Regions from separate parts of the Homo sapiens genome. Here regions 1 and 3 are each linked to region 2. Evidence: chromatin contacts called from ENCODE Hi-C or POLR2A ChIA-PET data. All regions are on one chromosome and are shown on one strand. Each heading gives the region's core, a stretch centred on a gene start or an enhancer-like site at or near the end of the contact. The rest is flanking DNA. Distances are from core to core; before and after follow the strand shown.

Region 1 (2,700 bases), core at 44-2,543, 86 kb after region 2:
GCAGATCACTTGAGCCTAGGAGTTCCAGACCAGCCTGGGTAACATGGTGAAACCCCATCTCTTCTAAAATTACCAAAATTAGCCAGGTATGGTGGCATATGCCTGTGGTCCCAGCTACTCAGGAGCCTGAGGTGGGAAGATCACTTGAGCCTGAGAGGCCAAGATTGTAGTGAGCCAAGATCACGGCAGTGCACTCCAGCCTGGGGAATAGAGCGAGACTCAAGTCTCAAAATAAATAAATAAAAATAAATAAAATAACAATAGCTTACACTTATTGAGCACTTAACATGTTTGATCACAGTAATAAATACTTTAAATAATTATAAAAGCTAACATTTATTGAGTACTCACTATGTGCAGAGAATTACCTTTTTTAATCCTCCCAATTCTATGAAACTATCCACATTTTACAGATGAGGAAACCGAGGGTTAAAGAGGTTACATAGCTAGTGATAAAGAACCCAAAAGCCCAACCTAGATTTATCTGACTCCAACGCTCACTTCTTAACTAGGCATCTTGAGAGCGGTGAAGGGTAGCCATGCTGTTTTAAAGACCATATATTAGGTTGATGCAAAAGTAATTGCGGGGTTTTTTTTGCACCAGCCTAGTAGTTAAGAAAGAGAATTCCAGGAAGTACTAGTCACATATTCAACTTTAGAAAAGTGGATTTCATAAAAAATAAACCAAAAATGAATGATCCTGTGGCCAATAACTCCAAAAGATAAGATATCTCAAGGGGCTTAGAAGATTGTAAAAATTAATGTTTTGTTAATATAAACATAAATAATTCAATCTTCTTTGTGTGTATGTGTGTGTGTACATGCAGAAAATAATATGGAGAAATTAACAATTTGGCTGTCCAGGGCACTCGGATTTTAAAAGAAAGCACAAGAGATACAACAAAGACCTCCAAATAACGGTTTCAGAAAAAGCTGAGATTTGTAAAAATCCTAAGGACAACAAAGATAATTGTTTCGGTTGTGTTCAGAGCAGGAAGTCTAAGAAAAAGGCCAGGCTAAGTGCTTGAGGCAGATGGTGTAATATTACAAACAGGCACCACAATGCTAGAAACCAGCTGGAGATCATTAAGAGCAATTGCCATCAAGCCTCTATTTTCTTTTTTGATGGAATTACCAAACAGGTAATGTAGCATAGCTGGATCTGAGCAAAACATTTTTCCCAAGCTCTCACAGTAGTCTCATGGGCAAGATGTGGGAACACAGGTGGCTTCCTAACTCACTAAGCAGCTAAGCCCAAAGAGGCTTAAGTGTACTATGCTAGACTGAAGGCGAGTTGTGCCTGTGTCCTGTCCTCTTCAATACTTGCATATCAAATTTGTTCTGAGAGTGCATGTTATCACTCACAGATGACACAAAACTGGGAGAGGTGCCTAATGTGTTAAGTGACAGACTCAAGTGGCAGAAGTATCTGGCAGGCTGAAGCTAGCAAGACAAAATTTGATGCATATTTATGTAAATGTCAGTATTCACCTGAAAAGAACCTGGGAATATTAACTCACAGAAAAACAAGGAATCAAGGACAGGGCCTGCCAAAGGGTCTTTGCAGTCTTTAGCTGTATTCATACAAGTATGGTATCCAAATTAAGGAAGAACACATGTATATCCATACCAGGGAATACTATTCAGCGAGAAACAGAACAACTTCAATGAATCTCCAGAGAATTGGGAAATTATGCAGAGTAAAAAAAAAAAAATCAATTCCAAAACATCACGTGATGTATGATTCTGCTAATGCAATATTCCTGAAATGACAAAATTATAGAAATAGAAAACAAATTAGTGGTTGCCAGGGATCAGGGATGGAGTGGTGAGAGGGGAGGTGGAGGTGGGTATAAAAGGGCAATATGAGGTATCTTTGTAGTGATGGAAATGTTCTGTATCTTTTCTTCTTTCTTTTTTTTTTTTTTGAAACGAAGTCTTGCCGTGTCACCCAGCCTGGGTGCAGTGGTGCAATCATGGCTCACTGCAGCCTCGACCTCCTGGGCTCAAGCCATCCTCCCACCTCAGCCTCCCAAAGTGCCAGGATTACAGGCATGAGCCACTGTGCCTGGCCTGTTCTGTATCTTGACTGTGCCAATGTCAATATCCTGGTTGTGATATTATTCTATAATTTTGCAAGATGTTACCACGGGAGGAAACTGGATAAGTGATACAAAGGATCTCTCTATAATATTTCTTACATCTGCACATTAATTGGCAATTATCTAAAATAAAAATTCAGTTAAAAAAATTTTTTTTGTAAATTGGGAGCGTGGGTGGAGGATACAGGTAGGGGAGTAGGAGGAGAGTGAATAATCTAGATAAGCTTCCCATGAAACATTCATCCTAAAGAAGAAAGCAGGCACGGTACCATCGACCTCTCAGACTGAAGCATCCAAGGCAGCAGGAACTGTGCCCATCTTCTTCGTCACTGGATTGCGAGTGCTTCAAACTACACTGATGTATCGGGGATTAAGACAAGAGTTCCTCTCTACCCAAATAGTAGCATTAAGAGATTAAGGAACAATGAGTTGTCCCACTCTGCTTGATTCCTCAGTTTTGAGCAACAAAGAATTCATCCAAAATATGCACTTGACTCCATTTGGTTCCTGAGTTGACTAAGAAACTGACAGAGACTGAGAGGGTAGGAATAAAGCCCCAGAGGAAAGATACTGAGTGGAACTTTACAGAATTGCATGG
Region 2 (2,700 bases), core at 193-2,692:
GGGAGGCAGGGGTCCCAGGCGGCCAAGAAACTCACCCCATAACTGAACAGAGGTGGCATGCCCACACTCCGTCCCTGGACAAGGGAAGCTCAAATTCAAATAGTATACAACATTGTGCTTCTCACATAGTAAAACCAGTCTTTCAGAAATGTGTCCTGAATTCCTAAGGGGAGGAAGGGAGAAAGATCCTCCAGAAAATAAAAAAAAAAATTCCAATAAAACGAAGTTGGTCCACTGGCAATATAGTACAAAACAAAGATCTTGGTAAGAAAACATCTCCCTGATTTTGGGGTTCCCATGAAAATAACACAGGTCCCCATGAAAATAACGTAGATGAAGCAGCAGAGAACTGACAAAGGCTGTGGAAACATGGAAAGAGTAATGATAACGCAGAAATCAGAGGTGAAGTAAAAGCACAAGTGAACCTTCACAAAGCTGGGCTAAGTGATATTAACGTAGCTGCTATTAACCAGAAATTCCCAGTCAAGTCAACCAGGCTTGGCAGTGGTGGCCACCAGAGGGCGCTAGAGTAGAGTCCGTGGGAGAACTTCAGCGGTGGCCCTGCAGGTTTGAGAGGCACCTTCCCGGAGGATGGATTTGAAGGGCTGAGGGTCCAGCAGTTCTGTGGGTTGGCGGCTCACAGGAGAAAGCATGAAGACATACTTCCATCCTCACACCCCCGAAGGTCCTTGCCTGGACTGGAAGCTAAAGAAGCGCATGCTACATTGTTTTCCTAGTGACAAAAATCCCAGCTGGCCTCTGGTTAACTTTTCAAACAAATGGCACTGATGTGATATTGGGCGAACTCTAGGTGTCACTGACCTAATAAAAAGAAAAAAGCTATTTGCTTCCCATTTTCCGATGCAGTGAGGATTTCACAGTGATCTCAAACACAGTGAAATACATAAAAAGAGCCTAGCTTAATGGGGGCACCCAGCAAATGCCCAATAAACATCTGTTCCCTTTCCTCAATAAACCCCATTTGCCTCTCAGCCTGCAGCCTCCCACACTGGTGGACCCACGTGCCCCTCAGAAGTGAAGCTTTTGGCCCCTGTAAAGCAGCAGCCCCTCTGGCCAGAGAGTCTTTTGTCCCAGAGCCTTTGTTGTTCCAGATTTCTCACTGTGAGGCCTCAGCAGCTGCCAGGGGGCCACCCCAGGAGCTGGAATCAGAGCTCAGAAAGACAGCAGTCCTTCTTCTGCTCCTTTCTGGGCCCGCATGCCCCAGCCCCACACCCAGCCTCAACCACACTGCCCTGCACACCCTCACCGTGCCCCCACTTCTCCACAATGTGTTTCTAATCTGCCCAGGAACAGTCACCAGCTCACTTTTCCTGCCTGGTCTCATTAGCGTGGCCTCTGGGCCTGGGCCTGGGTGTGTAGCCCAGAGGCTTGCACGGAGGTGATCAGATTGCAGGGAACAGTATGTTTCCCTCCCTGCCTCTGCTTGTTTTCTTCAGGGGCCAGGGCCAGCCAGCTGAGCTGTCTTCCTCTTCCCCGGCTTCTCATCCTCCCTCACACATGGTCTGACTTCAGTGGGTGGGGGGATGAGCAGAGGGTGTGACACACACGAGTGTGCATGACTGGCATGTAGGGAGTGTGAGTTGTGGGCAGGTTTCTTAAGGGGAGGCAAGGCTGCTACTACTCCGGGAAACAGGCCTGGGAGCCAGGGGGAGTGGAGGAGGAAGGCCAAGCTGGGGATTTGTACAGACCAGTTCTGGCCAGATCTCTTAAAATGTTTTGTTCTTGCATTGCTGCTGCTGCTGCTGTTGGTTTTTTTCCCCCCTTCCCTGTGCTGAGCTGTCATTTCTTAGTCCAGCCAGGCCCTTATGAACTTCTGGTTCCTCTAAACGGTAAACACCCTGGTTTTCCAGACTACACCATAGCTCTCTTTTCTTATTTGCCTTCAAAATACACTTTAAAAAAAAAAAAAAGAAAGTAGAAAATGGCAATATCAGTGATAAGGGCAGGGCATGCACTGAAAAAGAACAGTTCAATCTAACATTTATCGAGCCTGCCACCTTCCTCAGCTTTATTCTCTCCTTTCTTGTTCTTGGTAACAGCAGATAAGAAATCAGCTGTGGGTCAATACGTGAAAAATGTTCACTCTTTTAGAGTAGTATTAAAATAAATATTTTCAATGACAACATTAAGCAGTTAATAATTAAAGCATGTGCATATGTATACTTAAAAGGGGCTGGAGTCCCTTCTGTCCAAATCAAATTTTCCACAAGCGTTGGTAACAAGGTGGCTGGGAATGTTGAGATGTGAGACTGGCCTTCCAAGGATCAGGAGGGCAGCTGGTGGTGGGTCTGCTCTCTCTCATCACTCTCAGTGGCGACATCACCGTCCATCCTCCCCAGTACTAAGATCTGCTTCAGGAAAGAGCCTGAAACCAGCCACATGTATCTCATGTTGGTGAAGGAAAATCACAGTAGTGGTCCTCAGTGGGACTCTAAAATGACTTCACATCAGCCTCATTTGGTAAATGAGGAAACTGAGGCTCCAAGAGGTGATGTGTGTCACCCAAGTTTCCATAGCAGAGCTAGAAAAAGACCTTGTTCCTGGGGTCCTGGGAGAGGGTCCTACTGCCCAGCTCTGACGGATGAAAGGAAGGCTTTTTTCCATGGTACCAGCTGTTGCTATGGGCAACCCTAGAGATCACTCTGTGGGGTGTGGGATCCTTCGGGAGAGCTTGTGCTT
Region 3 (2,700 bases), core at 5-2,504, 120 kb after region 2:
TCCCCTTCCCTTCCCACCCCTTCCCTTTTTCTTCCTTCCTTCCCTTCCCTTTTTCTTTCTTCCTTCCTCTTTTCTTTCTTTCTCTTTATTTCTTTCTCTTTCTTTTCTTTTCTTTCTCTATTTCTTTCTTTTCCTTCCTTCCTTCCTTCCTTCCTTCCTTCCTTCCTTCCTTCCTTCCTTCTCTCCCTCCCTCCCTCCTCTCCTTCCTTCTTCCCCTTCTTCTTTCGTTTCTTCCTTCCCTCTCTTTCTGTCTTTCCATTTCTTAATAATAAGTGATGAGGCCGGGCACAGTGGCTCACGCTTGTAATCCCAGCACTTTGGGAGGCTGAGGCAGGCTGATCATGAGGTCAGGAGTTCGAGACCAGCCTGGCCAACACAGTGAAACTCTGTCTCTACTAAAAATATAAAAATTAGCTGGGCATGGTGGCGGCCGCCTGTAATCCCAGCTACTTGGGAGGCTTAGGCAGGGAATCTCTTGAACCTGGGAGGCGGAAGTTGCAGTGAGCCGAGATCGTGCCACTGCACTCCAGCCTGGGAGACAGAGCTAGACACCATCTCAAAATAAATAAATTAATAAATATAAAAAAAATAAGTGATGAATGTTGGACATGGTGGCTCATGCCTGTAATCCCAACACTTTGGGACTACACCGGTAATCCCAGCACTTTGGGCCAATGCAGGTGGATCACCCGAGGTCAGGAGTTCAAGGCCAGCCTGGCCAACATAGTGAAACCCCATCTCTCCTAAAAATACAAAAATTAGCCTGTAATCCCAGCTATTCAGGAGGCTGAGGCAGCAGAATTGCTTGAACCCAGGAGGTGGAGGTTGCAGTGAGCCAAGATCGTGACCACTGTACTTCAGCCTGGGCAACAGAGTGAGACTCCATCTCAAAAATATAATAAAAATAAAAATAATAAGTGATGAAACTTTTGGAAGTTTGGTGACTTGGGCCCAGTGTCTTTATCTCAGAGCTTATATTCACGTGTGACCAGTTAGTTAAATTGTCCAGAAATGCAAAACAGTAATCACAGGGACCCATCCTGAGTCTTCCACGGAGGTTAACTCTGGTCTATGACCCAGACTTCTTCCCTTTTCCCTCAGAATCAGCCACCTTCTTGCCTCATAAAAACAGGGAGGGGTTATCATGCCTCCCTCCCCTCTCACATGACCTTGCAAGGCTTCAGTTACAGTGTCTTACCATGAGCCCACGTGTCACAGCACTAGCAGAGCCAGCCTCACTTAACTGCCTTTTGTTGCCAACATTAACTGCTGGGCTTCCTGGGTGCTTCAAACCAGAAGCCTTCCTGGGGGCTTAACATCAGAAGCATCTCAACACGTAGCACCAGGGCCACAGGCTATGACTGGAACTCTTGTGGTTGTGCCCTGTGGTCATTTTGCCAGTTATGAGTGAACCTCAAACAATCGACAACTGGGGCTCTGTCCCAATAACCTCCCTGATAGCTTGCATGTTTCTCTTAACCTCATGAGTCTGCAGAAGCAGGCTGGCAAGTGTTCAAGAACAGGCCATCTCATGAGGTTTCCTGTACTTCCTGCCACTGCTGTCGCTGCTGCCAGGGGCACACTCCCCCAGAAAAGCCTTTCTCATGATAGGTTAGCATTTCTGCTACCAGTTGTGGCAGAGGCCAGATGTGAAGGGCATGAAAAGGCAAAATAATGAAAAGGAAATATACCCTCCACTTTCTTGTTTTAGAGCTTTTTTTCCTTTGTTTTTGTGGATTTGTTTTGGAGGAAAGGGAATAGAAGAAAGGGGTGATGGTTTGAAAAATTAACATGTAAGCCCGTGTAAAATTTGCAAAGAGGATTCACAGCGGGTTGGAAGAGGAAGAGGTCGTGTCATTGTGGAATTAGCCAAAGGAATGTGCAGCCCTTTCAGTTGTACACTAAAATGGCAGAAGTTTGCACCAGTCAAAACCAACATCCCAGTTCTTTCCCTGCATTCACCTGGGTCCTCTTTCATGAAGTCTCTGTCCAGTTCATTGAGTGGTATTGTCTTATACTCAAGAGGAAATCACCAGGTTCAGCACAGTAGGGAACATTGACAGACTGTGGTCACCACAGCCAGATGTTCCAAACTGTCCTGAAGGGCTGAGAAGCTTGTCATGTTCAATAATGTATCCCAGTGCCCAGAAAAGTGCTTGGTACCAAACTGACACTCAAGAGATTATAAATATCCCTTGATGATTGAATAAATGAATAGAGGTGATTTTGGCTGACATTAACATTAGATTTAGAGAAAAATAGTTATTTTATAGCAAAACAGATATAAATTACTTTATTACCATAGAATAATCTCTGTCCCCTTTCTTTGTTCACTATCTTTATTAATCCATAAGTGAATCTCCCCTGCCCCATCCCCAGTCATATACCCATATGAAGTGCTGACATTTTATTTTTCTGTACTCACTGATGACAGATTTTTTTTAAAAAAGATGGCAGCTTGCACAAGGAGCAGGGTGGTCGACGTTACCTGACAAGGTCCCTGGCCTGTGTATCTTCTCCTCAAAGCCTCAAATGCTCATGCAGCCCAAGGATAGAGGGAACCAGAGAGCTGTGGTCAGCCTGAAGTGACTTTGCCACATCTGAAATGACCCATGAGCTAAGGGCCTATGGAGACTACAACAGTTGTGAGACTCCCACAGCAGTTCCAGATAACTTTTAAAGTTATCTAATCCAACTGCT

Evidence for each region. Hi-C counts contacts between places; a loop is a spot of excess contacts on that map. ChIA-PET counts read pairs that join two places held with the same protein, here RNA polymerase II (POLR2A). Pooled maps may share reads with other maps.
Region 1: a loop to region 2 is called in a pooled map, with 2.3 times the contacts of the local background. The contact joins two enhancer-like sites. A Hi-C loop is called at or near these places in 4 of 168 maps with a recorded cell type or tissue (Caco-2, HepG2, PC-9 and 1 more), 6 of 37 single-sample maps with no recorded cell type and 11 of 50 pooled maps. POLR2A ChIA-PET finds 5 or more read pairs at or near these places in 4 of 52 experiments (MCF 10A, activated CD8-positive, alpha-beta memory T cell and activated naive CD4-positive, alpha-beta T cell).
Region 3: a map of K562 shows a loop between it and region 2 (10-fold over the local background). The contact joins two enhancer-like sites. A Hi-C loop is called at or near these places in 7 of 168 maps with a recorded cell type or tissue (Caco-2, HepG2, K562 and 3 more), 15 of 37 single-sample maps with no recorded cell type and 13 of 50 pooled maps. POLR2A ChIA-PET finds 5 or more read pairs at or near these places in 5 of 52 experiments (CD4-positive, alpha-beta T cell, MCF 10A, activated CD8-positive, alpha-beta memory T cell and 1 more).

What each region holds. Positions count from the first base shown.
Region 1 is chr1:182,229,058-182,231,757 of GRCh38, forward strand. All of the region lies in intron 2 of LINC01344 (long intergenic non-protein coding RNA 1344), which reads right to left. Among named protein-coding and RNA genes, the nearest start is that of LINC01344, 84 kb to the right of the region's middle. RefSeq lists an enhancer at 831-1,403. Within about 2 kb of position 1,294, at least 2 of the 41 ENCODE cell types and tissues checked have a DNase peak (open chromatin) inside an H3K27ac peak, as active enhancers do.
Region 2 is chr1:182,142,834-182,145,533 of GRCh38, forward strand. No RefSeq gene overlaps it. Among named protein-coding and RNA genes, the nearest start is that of ZNF648, 82 kb to the left of the region's middle. RefSeq lists a silencer at 541-717 and enhancers at 726-1,394, 1,395-2,062. Within about 2 kb of position 1,443, at least 28 of the 41 ENCODE cell types and tissues checked have a DNase peak (open chromatin) inside an H3K27ac peak, as active enhancers do.
Region 3 is chr1:182,258,142-182,260,841 of GRCh38, forward strand. All of the region lies in intron 2 of LINC01344 (long intergenic non-protein coding RNA 1344), which reads right to left. Among named protein-coding and RNA genes, the nearest start is that of LINC01344, 55 kb to the right of the region's middle. Within about 2 kb of position 1,255, at least 23 of the 41 ENCODE cell types and tissues checked have a DNase peak (open chromatin) inside an H3K27ac peak, as active enhancers do.